Linked DNA regions of Homo sapiens: region 1 is linked to region 2. Evidence: chromatin contacts called from ENCODE Hi-C or POLR2A ChIA-PET data. All regions are on one chromosome and are shown on one strand. Each heading gives the region's core, a stretch centred on a gene start or an enhancer-like site at or near the end of the contact. The rest is flanking DNA. Distances are from core to core; before and after follow the strand shown. Region 1 has its middle 76 kb from the start of MIR4432. Region 2 holds the start of PAPOLG (poly(A) polymerase gamma).

Evidence for each region. A loop is a pair of places that touch in the nucleus more often than their neighbours do. ChIA-PET counts read pairs that join two places held with the same protein, here RNA polymerase II (POLR2A). Pooled maps may share reads with other maps.
Region 1: a loop to region 2 is called in a pooled map, with 6 times the contacts of the local background. The contact joins the enhancer-like site here to the promoter of PAPOLG in region 2. A Hi-C loop is called at or near these places in 1 of 37 single-sample maps with no recorded cell type and 4 of 50 pooled maps. POLR2A ChIA-PET finds 5 or more read pairs at or near these places in 1 of 52 experiments (OCI-LY7).

The regions. Positions count from the first base shown.
Region 1 is chr2:60,307,815-60,314,100 of GRCh38, forward strand. No RefSeq gene overlaps it. Among named protein-coding and RNA genes, the nearest start is that of MIR4432, 76 kb to the right of the region's middle. RefSeq lists an enhancer at 3,403-3,472. Within about 2 kb of position 3,842, at least 2 of the 41 ENCODE cell types and tissues checked have a DNase peak (open chromatin) inside an H3K27ac peak, as active enhancers do; they include OCI-LY7, where a contact is called at or near this core.
Region 2 is chr2:60,754,455-60,760,423 of GRCh38, forward strand. It overlaps PAPOLG (poly(A) polymerase gamma), which reads left to right and starts at 1,814. Exons shown (of 22, transcript NM_022894.4): 1 at 1,814-2,041; 2 at 5,680-5,841. The coding sequence starts at 2,025. RefSeq lists enhancers at 1,730-2,039, 4,674-5,173.

The DNA of each region.
Region 1 (6,286 bases), core at 2,592-5,091, 440 kb before region 2:
GGAAGAAGAGAGAAGGAAGAGGAGAGGGACGAACAATACCCCCTTGGGTTCAACCAACCCAATTCAATGAATTAAGGTGCCCATGCTGTATCTTAAAAGGGACAGAAATTAGCAGATAATGCGGAGGGAGAGGAGCTGCCACTGGAGAACCAAGGAAAGAGAGGGTTTGCTGCACCAAGACAAGGAGGAGAAAGGAAGTGAGATGAGGAAAACTGCAGGTTAGGAGTAATAGGAAAAGTCAGAGACTCCAGCCAAGTGCTTAAAATTGTTCTAGGGTGGGCAGGAGCAGTGTATGTGAAGAATAGTAAAGGTGGATTAGTGATACACAATCCTCTGTTATTCTCTAGCAAAGAAGATTCCAGAATAAATGGTGCCCCTGCTATTTAGGAATTTCATAGGCCATACGCAATTATTAGAGCCTCAGTGCCCTTTTCTTCTTCTTCTTCTTCTTCTTCTTCTTCTTCTTCTTCTTGTGTGTGTTTTTTTTTTTTTTTTTTTTTTTTTTTGAGATGGAGTTTCACTCTTGTCACCCAGGCTGGAGTGCAGTGGCGTGATCTCAGCTCACTGCAACCTCTGCCTCCTGGATTCAAGCAATTCTCCTGCCTCAGCCTCCCGCGTAGCTGGGATTACAGGCACCTGCCACCAAGACCAGCTAATTTTAGTATTTTTAGTAGAGATGGAGTTTCGCCATGTCGGCCAGGCTGGTCTCAAACCCCTGATGGCAGGTGATCCGCCTGCTTCAGCCTCCTGAAGTGCTGGGATTACAGGCATGAGCCACTGTACCCGGCCCCTTTTCTAATGGATAAGGGTCAAATCCATTTCTAGCCTCAAAACATACCCAAGTCCTCTCAACCTTCTGGGAGAGTAATTCCATAGATAGAAGGTGGAAAAGACAGAAAGGTTTTCAAAGAGATGCAAGAATTGACAGCAGAATAGGAAAACTTTCAAGTCATTAATTACTAATGAAATAGAGTTAATTACAGATTTGTGGAGTTTTAAAAATTTGTTTTATTTTTCTGTGTTTTGCCTAATTTGTTTAAAAAGGATGTTCAGGGTTTCTTTCTTAGTTTATTTTAAGAAACCTGCCTGAATGATTCTGTTATTCTTGGTTACTTGTTCAGTCCACGGGTATCATCAGGGCCCAGGAGGCCTCTCAGGTGTGCAAAGCCCAGCCCTACTCGATGGAAGATTATGGTCTGCCTGCACACAGAGCCTCACAGGTGGGGAAGATCAGGCCACAAGAATAGCCAGCATCATTTCAAAAGGGCCAGACATTGTGCCAAGAACTTTCCTTAACTCATCTCCAAGAATCCTACAAAAACTCATGGAGGTAGACAAGAATCTGCCCATTTACAAAGAAGAAACTGAGGCCCCAGGAGGAAAGTGTCTGAGTGTGCATTATGCCTGGGAGACTCGAAGGAGGTGGAGGGCGGCTGGACTCCTCTTGCCTGCTCTCTAAAGGGCTCGGTGAGGCTCTGGTCAGTCACACAGGCAACCCTCAAAATAAAACCGAGCTTTAAAAGGCACATAAAAGAAACTTGTTTTTCTATCTTTAGGTCATTCTGTGCCTCCATCTGCAGGGATGGAACTTGGTTTCATTAAACATGATATTTCTGTCGCTCTCTTATGTTTTTATTGTTTTGTTTTCTCTTGCTTTCAATTAAAGGATTTTTTCCCCTCCCAGAAATTCTTTGGGAATTTGAAACCCACTTCAAGGAAGGAAAAAAAAAAAAGGAAATCCATCTTACAGTATTAGTCACCAAGATGGGTGTGAAGACAACGGGCTATAAACCAAACTCGGCTCCATCTCCAAGACCAAAGAACAGTCTCTAACAAACTGCTTTGAATTTTAAGAATTAGCAATAATGCTGGCAAACCGGTTTCCTTTTCTTAAAAAATGAAATAATAATAATTTGTTTAAAACCTCCAAATTGACTCCTAATGTTACCACCAAATAAAGAACATGGGCTGAGACTTCAAGCAAAAGCCAGGATGTTCAAAAGCCAGAGAAAAACACTTAGCTATGAAAAAATAAAAATATGAGTTGGAAATAAAATCCCAGGGAAGCAAATTTGGTGTGCACTAGAGGTCTTGCATTCTACCAGCAAAAGCAGGCAGTGGTGGGAGGCAGCAGGGGCGGGAGGGTTGGGGAGTCAGGAGTGGGAGCAGGTTGTGTGGAATCTGGTGGAGTGTTTCACACTTTGAAATCAAAGAAATGGGCATGTGTAAGTGCCTGCTCTTCCTATATGACTGTCCCTCTTTGTGGCAGAGTTGTGATTAAATAATCTCCCTCTTATCATGGCCTTTGATCTCATAATCCCCTTTTCCCACACTATTAAGATACCCCATGTGTCAGCAATTCAACTTTGCGTGCTGGAACTTTATTTTTTATTTTTTTTTTTTTGCCCACACCTGCCCACACATCAGTGTCTCTGCTTTGCTTTATGCTTTGTCCATCTTGCAATGTTTTCATTAGGTGGGAGCCGTGGCGAAGGCCAGCTGCCACCCCCACATGGGGAACTCAAGCCAGCATCCCTCCTCCATGGGGCTGGAGAGGGATCACAGAAGCAAGAGGCTCCCAAGGGCTCCAGGCCTCCCTGAGAGGGAAAGTGCTGACCCAAGGGAAGGGGAAGTTCACTTGCTTAGCAGTTCTCAGGAACAGACTTTGTGTGTGTTTCACTCCTGAGCAAATGCTACTGATAGCAGCTTACTGGGGAGTTTGGCCCAAGAAGACACCGCCTACTTGTCTTTTGTGTTTAGCAACCATTTCCACTGGGTTTGCACCACTGCCCCTTTCAATCCCACCTTCTGAGTCCCATCTAAGACATCTGAACTGGCAGTCTACAATGCAAGGCCCTGGCCTGGAAATCACCTGGCAATTTCCCACCAGCCGCCTAAGGAGAAAAGAGCAGGATTCTGGAATCCAGGTTCAAATCAGCCTCACCAGGATTCTTCACAACCTTGAGCCTCAGTTTCCTCCTCTCTAAAATGAAGACTCAGTGTCTTCCTCACATGTCTTTTGTGCTAGGCTTGAATGAGAGAATAACGATACCTTTCTTAGCAAGCACTATGTGTTGAGCCTGTATGTGCATTATCTCATGAAGTTCTCACAGCACAGCCTGGCACACAATGCGTGATAGACACACAAGAAAATTATGGTTGCAAGGGAAAAAAAAAAAGAAGAAGAAGAAGCCTGGGCTCAGTGGCTCACACCTATAATCCCAGCACTTTGGGAGGCCAAGGCGGGTGGATCACTTGAGGTGAGGAGTTTGAGACCAGCCTGGCCAACATGTTGAAACCCCATCTCTACTAAAAATACAAAAATCACTCGGGCGTGGTGGCAGGCACCTGTAATCTCAGCTACTCTGGAGGCTGAGGCAAGAGAATCACTTGAACCCTGGAGGCAGAGGTTGCAGTGAGCTAAGATCACGCCATTGCACTATAGCCTGGGCAATAAGAGCAAGACTCCAACTCAAAAGAAAAGAAATCTTCCCCAAAGACACCAAGTTAATAAGCTGCAGAGCTTGAAGTACTAACCACTTCTATGTTAGCAGTGTTTGTGCTTTAACCACAATTCTAGTCTTCTGCCTGGAGATAATATTGCCAGATTTAACAACAATAACAACAACAACAACAAAAAATACCGGATGCCCAACTACGTTTGAGATTCAGATAAACAACAAAATTTTTTGGTCTAGGTATGAACCATGCAATATTTAAAAATTATTTGTTGTTTATCTGAAATGCAAATGTAGTTGAGTGTCCTGTACTTTATCTTGCAACTCTACCTGGAGATCAACTTTACAAATGCAGTTTGAAAACAGTGAAGTGCTCACTTATATGAGGAATCTAAAATAGTCTTACTAGGGGCTGGGAGGAGGGGGAACTGGAGAAGTGTTGATCAAAAGATACATGGTTTCAGTTATGCAAGATGAGTAAATCCTAGAGAGCTACTGTACGACACAGTGCATATAGTTAACAATACTATATTATACACTTAAACATTTGTTAAGAGGGTAGATCTTATGTTAAATATCCTTATTGTAGAAAAAAGGAGAGAGGAAACTTTTAGAGGCAGTGGTTAAGTTTATGGCATTGTTTGTGGTGGTGGTTTCGGGGGTATATACTTATCTTCAAGCTCATCAAGGCATTGAGTCAGCCCTCCATATCCACGGGTTCCACATCCTCAGATTCATCCAACCACCTGCCAAAAATTTTTGGGAAAAAAAGCAATAAAAAATAACAATACAGCAATTTTAAAATACAAATTTAAAAATATGCTATATTTATATCTATTTACATAGCATTTACATTGTAATAGGTATTATATGTAATCTAGAGATGATTTAAAGTATGCAGGAGGATGTGAATAGGTGATATGCAAATACCACATTGTTTTATATAGGGGACTTGGGCATCCCCAGATTTTGGTCTCTGTAGTGGTCCTGGAACCAATCCCCCAAGGATACCGAGGGATAACTGTGTACATTAAATATTTATAGCTTTTTTGTATGTTAGTCATACCTTAATTTAAAAACTATTTTAAAAGAAAGTAAGAAAATAAAAATGGTGGGCCAGGTGCAGTGGCTCATGCCTGTAATCCCAGCACTTTGGGAGGCTGAGGCCAGTGGATCACCTGAGGTCAGGAGTTCAAGACCAGCCCGACCAACATGATGAAACCCCATCCCTATTAAAAATACAAAAATTACCCAGGCGTGGTAGCCCTTGCCTGTAATCCCAGCTACTCAGGAGGCTGAGACAGGAGAATCGCTTAAACCCAGGAAGCAGAGGTTGCAGTGAGCCAAGATCACACCATTGCACTCCAGCCTGGGCAACAAGAGTGAAACTCCATCTCAAAAAAAAAAAAAAGAAAAAGAAAAGAAAAGAAAAGAAAATGAAAATGAAAATGGTGGAGTGCTACACAAAGTAAAGCTCTTTTGTTTTTAGTCATAACCCCAGTTCTAATTGGTAATGGGCAGGAGTTCCCAGCCCCAGTAGCTTTCATGGCCCATGTGGAGATCAGATAAGCTCTAAGCATATGAAACACTTGGATAAAGTTAATCAGGGTAACAAGCTAACCAAGTTAATCAGGGTAATAAGCTTAACCACCCACAAGTCCTCTCCCCACCACCACGAACACCTCCCTTCCCAATGGCTGGGAGATTTTTTTCTGGGACCTCTTCTCCTTCCCTCACCACTTAAATAGCTAAACAACAAAGTTTCACCGGCTACATTTCTGGCTACTGCATGCCAGTTTAGTAAGAGATCCTGAGGAATTTTAATGTGCAGATATGGGGCCTACCCTCAAGGCTTCACTTTGTCATTGAAGAGACAGTGTACAATTAAGTGTCGAAGCACAATGAGACAGCTCCATTTTACCAACACCTCATTCTCATCAGGCACTACCCTAGGTGATCTTGTAGAATGCTCCCAGCACCTGGTCCAGGAATCACCCACAGCCAGCCGCCATCGAGGCAGCTGGAAACCTCCAGAGAGCTCCCATCCTACTGCTGTCAGAGATGCCAGGCGAGGCCCTGATTTCTTATCTGATGGATAATTAATGTTACCAATTTGAGTATATTAGGATAAGAGGCCCTACCCTTTCCCATCTCACTTCCTCATAGAAATCTCCTACGACTGATCAAGATGGTCATGCCTCAGTTCAAACTGGACAGGGTCTTAGAATGTGACCTCTCTTGGGACACACCCTATCCCCAGAATAAGAACAGAAAATGGCTCTATTATTCCTCATTTGTGGACAGAGAGGAGAAAACAGTGTCCGAGTTTCCTTTCCCTAATGCAGGTTTGAGCTTCTACCAGCAGGGTCAGCCTCCACCTCCCAGACCACTTGCACCTAGACTTTCACTTCCACCTGGCTAGCAGCTGCCCTGCCCTACAGACTCATGCTCTGCCTTTTTCTTGTTATAGATGCCTAATCTTTTCTCATTTTTCTCCACAATTCCAGTTGATAACTGTAATCAACCTTCTCTCACTGTAGAAGAGGTCTGAGGTAATGTAATCCCCTGCTTTCATAAGCAGTGGAAGGACAGGATTCAAGGAGAGTTTTCCAACATCTAAGAAAAACAGAGCAGAATATAGCAAGGACAAAGGAGCCACGCTATTTCCAATTTCCCACGTGGCTTCTTCCAACTCAGCCTCTGGGAACACTGGGAGCATTATGCCTACACACTTAACTGTATTAGGACAGCCAGCCTTTCTAAGAATGGTTTCTGCTCATGCAATTCCAAGAAGTTTCTCTCCCTTTTCCTGTTTCTCAACCTGGCCT
Region 2 (5,969 bases), core at 564-3,063:
AGACTCCATCTCAAAAATAAATAAATAAATAAATAATAAAACACTGCTTGGCTGGGTGTGGTGGCTCACATCTGTAATCCTAGCACTTTGGGAAGCCGAGGTGGGCGGATTACCTGATGTCAGGAGTTTGAGACTAGCTGGCCCACATGGTGAAACCCCGTCTGTACTAAAAATACAAAAATATAGCTGGACGTGGTGGTGCATGCCTGTAATCCCACCTACTCAGGAGGCTGAGCAGAGATCACGCCACTGCACCCCAGCCTGGGCAACAGAGCGAGACTCCATCTCAAAAAAACCTCTGCCTCTCGGGTTCACGCAATTCTCCTGCCTCACCCTGCTGAGTAGCCGGGATCACAGGCGCACCACGCACCCAGCTAGTTTTTCTATTTTTAGTAGAGATGGGGTTTCACCATGTTGGCCAGGCTGGTCTCGAACTCCTGACCTCAAGTGATCCACCCGCCTCAGCCTCCCAAAATGTTAGGATTACAGGTGTGATCCACCACACCAGGCCACGTCAGGTTTTTGTTGTTGCTTTTAAGTAGAGATGGGTTTTTGCCATGTTGGCCAGGCTGGTCTTAATAGAACTCATGGCCTCAAGTGATCCACCAGCCTTGGCGTCACAAAGCACTGGGATTGCAGGCAAGAGCCACTGCACCTTGCTCAGGTTTTCAAAAATATGTTTTGTAGTTTTTATTTATTTATTTATTTATTTATTTTTTTGAGACAGGGTCTCCTTCTATCACTCTGGCTGGAATGCAGTGGTGCCATCCTGGTTTCCTGCAGCCTCCACGTCCTGGACTCAAAGAGATCCTCCCACCCCAGCCTCCTGAGTAGCTGGGACTACAGGCATGGGCCACCATGCCCAGCTAATTTTTTTAAAACTTTTTGTAGTGACAGGGTCTCACTATGTTGCCCAGGCTGTTCTCGAACTCCTGGCCTCAAGCAATTCTCCCACCTTGGCCTCCCAAAGTGCTGGGATTACAGGTGTGAGCCACTGTATCTTGCCTCAATAAATATTTTTTAATGAATTAATCAGCAAGTAATCTCCTCTATTTACTGTGACTCTGAGTTATGTTCAAGAGCAAGCAGTTCTTGACTTCCTTTTCTTTGTAATGATTTAGTGCTTGAAATTACTTCTACCTTTCAGCATTTTAAAATTGGTTATTATTTTCTCATTTTCATCCCCACACTCACATCGAACATGATTTCCACTATTTAAAAGTGTAAGATTTTTGTTTCAGCCTGGGATTTATCCTATTGCAAACTGCTAGCTACTATTTTCAACCTCTGTCAGCTAAATGCCAGAATGTCACTAATCAAAGGTGGTACTTAGGGGTGAAGTGAACAGTTAAGCCTCCAATTTACAAGCTTGTTTTTCCCTGGGATACTTGTGTGAAAGTCGTATGTTCCTGGGTGTGACCCTTTCGAGACAAAATCTCAACTGGTGAGTTAATTATGTATAACTATAATTAAATCAAAGATGTAGGATAACGGAGGCGTTGAAATAGTTTTTGCTAGGCAAGGGTGTGACCTTTTTAAAAAATGTATGATATATGCTGCCATTCGAGAGGCAAGGAAAACATATCTCCAAATTTCCTTCCAAGCGGTCTACCGGCATTGACAGTACCGCGGACAAAGGAGAGTACCAAATAAATACTCCTTCGAACCAACGGTATACTGAGAGCCCTGAGCTTGTGGGCGGGGCCCCGGAGCCTCCCGGGACCTAAAGGCAGAGGGGGCGTGGCTGAGGGTGGTCCAGACCTCCAGGGGCGGGGCTGAGACCTGCGAGAGGCAGGCTGGGAAGCGGCGCCATATTGGCGTCGGCCGCGCTGTATTGTCATAAATAGAGCCGGTTTTGTGGTGTTTTCACTACTCGGTTGGATGCCTCAGCCATAGTAAGTGGGAAAGTGAGCGAGCAAGCGAGCTACTAGCGACCGGAGGAAAGTGAACAGGGGGAGAAGGGAACAGCAAGAACAGGACTCCAGAGCGATAAACACTCGCTGGAGAGGGAGACGCAGGAAGCGATGAAAGAGATGTCTGCGTAAGTGGTGGGGGGCGGCGGTTGGGGTGAGGCGGGTAGGGGTGAGCTGAGGTGGTCCGACTGTGTCCTTGTTTCCGTTCCCTGTCCCTTGCGCCCTGCACGCAGCTCGCCGGGATGGTCTCCTTCCCGGCTCCCGGCCGGTCCGCAAGGGCACCTCCCCTAAACCCGGCGGCTCACCTGGCCACCCCTGCACGGACTCGGGGACTCCGGGAGTCCCCAGCTGTCCCGCCTCCGAGGACGCCCTCAGAAAAGGATGAGGAGGGAAAGAGGTGCCTGTGTCCGTAGGGAGAAATTGTCGGTCACTCGCCTGCCCCCAGCACTGTCTGAGCCCGTCTGCTCCTGTCTGCATTGGCGCAAATACCATCCCCCTGCCTCCCCCTCCTCCCTTCCCGACCGGCTGTCTCCAGGTCTTCAGGAGTGAAAGACCTATCGCAGCCCAAGGGTTTCTCTTTCATATGAGGCTACAGTCTTTTCACCGCCGTCCCCACCCTCTCCCTCACCCCCTGCTTCCCCACCTACCCACAACATCTACCGGTCTGTACCTCTTGTTCACACTTTGATAAGTCAGAAACAGTTCCCGTACTTGGCAAGATTTTGTTGTAGCTTCTTCCATTTTGGTCTATTAGGAAATAATTTAAACATGCAGAAAAATGTAGAGAATAACATAAGCATCATTTGTGGAGCCACCACCCATTTCTCCCAAAACGTAACTGTACACACATACACGTACATGCACACACGCACACACACGGTGTGTATATACGTATCTGTGTATTTATTTTAAAAAGAAATCAAGCATTCCAGATACATCTGAAGGACTCTCCTACCTCCTTCTCTGGTCCCAATCATCTCTTGCTCCAGATGTCTCCACAGTCTTGAATTTGATGTTTATCGTTGCTGCCTGTTTTTTATTTTACTTCTTTTTTTTCCGCCCTCGAATCATGGGAGCTGCATGTTTTTTAATGCTATTACTACATACACATGTGTTCATAATAACTGGCATAGTTCTAGTTGTTTTTAAACTTTATATAACTCGTATCACACTTGGAATTCTGTAACTTCTTTAGCACAACATAGTATCTCTGAGCTTTGTTCATGTTAGTATTTTAGTTGTAATTAATTAATATTAATTATTGTATTGTATTCTATTGTAGGAAAACACCCTAATTTAATTCTTTTCCTGTTAGTGACTATTTTATTTCTAAGTTTTTAATGTTACAATGTGACAGTGAACGTTCTTTTAGGTGTCTCTTTGTACGCTTGTAACTAGAATTTCTCTAGGTTGTTTGCCTGTAAGTGAAATTGATGGTTTGAAGGGAATGTGGGATTCTGTTGTTTACTTTCCCCTCCCCTCTAGATGGGGGAAGTTCAGAACCTGGATTTGGAATTTTAGGGCCAGTAGGCTAGTTGGCCAACTTTGTCAGCATACAGGTAAAAAAGTGAGGCCCGTCATCATGGTGTCAGAGCTGAAGTAGTTAGAGAGGAGAGAATGGAGTAGTGGAAAGAGGTTTTGGAGTTCAGATTCTGGCTTGTCCTCTCTTTGACTTTCAGGTACTTATCTGTAAAATGGCACTTATTCAATACCCCTTAGGATTATTGCGATTGAGTGATACTATATAGATATGTAGATAATTACTCTGTCCTATTCACTTACCGTATATATTTACATATGTATTACACAAACAATACCAAAACACTGCTCTAGCTTTCTCAGAGGTAAAAAGCCAAATCTTTAAAAAGAAATTACCACTTGAAATAACTAATTGAAGTTTTGTTTGTTCTACAACAAAATAAATACAGAAGATAAATTAACCAGTATTTTGGTTTCTGGGGTTTTTTTTTTTTTTTTTTTTTTTGAGTCATTTTGGAAGGTATACAGGCTATTTTATCTTCCATTTGATTCTTTCTCCCTCTCTGCCTAATGAGATTTTTTTTTTTTTTTTTTTTTTGAGACGGAGTTTCGCTCTTGTTGCCCAGGCTGGAGTGTGGTGGCGCGATCTTGGTTCACTGCAACCTTCGTCTCCTGGGTTCAAGCGAATCTCCTGCCTCAGCCTCCCGAGTAGCCGGGATTACAGACGTCCGCCACCATGCCCAGCTAATTTTTTGTATTTTCAGTAGAGACGGGGTTTCACCATGTTGGCCAGGCTGATCTTGAACTTCTGACCTCAAGTAATCCACCTGCCTTGGCCTCCCAGAGTACTGGGATTACAGGCATGAGGCACCACGCCCGGCCTCTAATGAGATCTTTAGCTATTACAGCGTGTCTTACTCTGTGTACTTAGTAGTGGTAAGACAGTGTTTTGACCAGTTAGAATCCAAAAACAATTAAACAATCTCTATTGTATGTTATTTTTTACAGGGCTAATTTATTCAACTTGAAAGATTGTTTCTAATTTTGAGATTACATTCTTACTCTTGGTGTTAATGGCCCTTCATGGAAGCATGGTGAAGATAAATGGTAGTGTTGGTCGTTTAGTGTGTATGTTTTTACTTTCATAGCAAAATTAGAAGTTTTGCCAACCCCTGTTGGTCCCAGAATTTATTTTGAAGTTGATTAGTTTGTGTAAACTCAAAATCTCAGAACTTGAATTGGCTGAGCGCGGGGGCTCACGCCTGTGATCCCAGCACCGTGGGAGGCCGAGACTGTTGGATCACCTGAGGTCAGGAGTTCGAGACCAGCCTGGCAACATGGCGAAACTCCGTCTCTACTAAAAATACAAAAAGTAGCTGGGTGTGGTGGCACATGCCTGTAATCCCAGCTACTTGGGAGGCTGAGGTAGGAGAATTGCTTGAACCCAGGAGGCAGAGGTTGCAGTGAGCTGAGATCTCCCCAATGCACTCCAGCCTGGGAGACAGAGAGAGACTCCATCTCAAAAAAAAAAAGAAAAAAAAGTCTCAGAACTTCTGTTGTACTTTATTCAAGACCGTAGTTTCTTGATGGCTAAGATGTTTGGAGGGTGGCTCATGTATCTTCCAAAAGATTGCCAGTAGTATAAAGAATTTTATTTCAATGTGAAGATGGTATGGGTACCAGTCTAAAATGAAGAGAATAATTAACTAGAATCACAAAGTACTAGGACTGTAAACTCTGATTCAAGCAGAGGATGTTAACCTCGGTTTCCCAAGGACAAATCTAATTGTGATTTCTTTTTAAAAGCCAGATTATTTCACAAGGACCTTCTAATGGGATGTTTTCATTTCTTTCCTGGGGAAAAAAACCCATTGTTTTTACTAAAAGCTTTATTTCAAGTGGTTGACTGCTTTTCAAAGATTCTAGAATCTGGATGGCACTTGACTTAAGTCTGCAGGGTAGTGGAGGTGGCCCTGGCACAGATCCCAATCAAACTCTGGGTTTGAGCTGAGTGGTGTTGGTACAATTGTCTTGATGCCAACACATGCTGCGCTTGGCTTGAAAAAACATCCTAACCATGAAAGCTGCAGGCAGTATGAATAGCCCCTTCATAAACATAAACATAAAATACCCATTTTTCCTTTACAAGAAAGTGTCTGCCACTACTGTTATTACTAAGTAAACTTTTAAGGTAGCTAAATTAACATGAGTAGATTGAGAGATTCAGTGTATCAGTATGGTATATACTTTAAATTTTTTGTTTCATTTTTCTTATTTTCTTGAACAGAAACACCGTGCTGGACAGCCAGCGTCAACAAAAGCATTATGGAATTACCTCCCCAATTAGTTTGGCATCTCCTAAAGAAATTGATCATATTTACACACAGAAATTAATTGACGCCATGAAACCATTTGGAGTGTTTGAAGATGAGGAAGAATTGAACCACAGGTATGTCATTGAAAACCATAAAATATTTGACAGTGCATTATTTAATCATTAATTCTGCGAACATATTGAATACCTACTGTGTCTCTAGATACAGGTGCAGAAATGACAAAAAGAAAAATCTTGGCCCT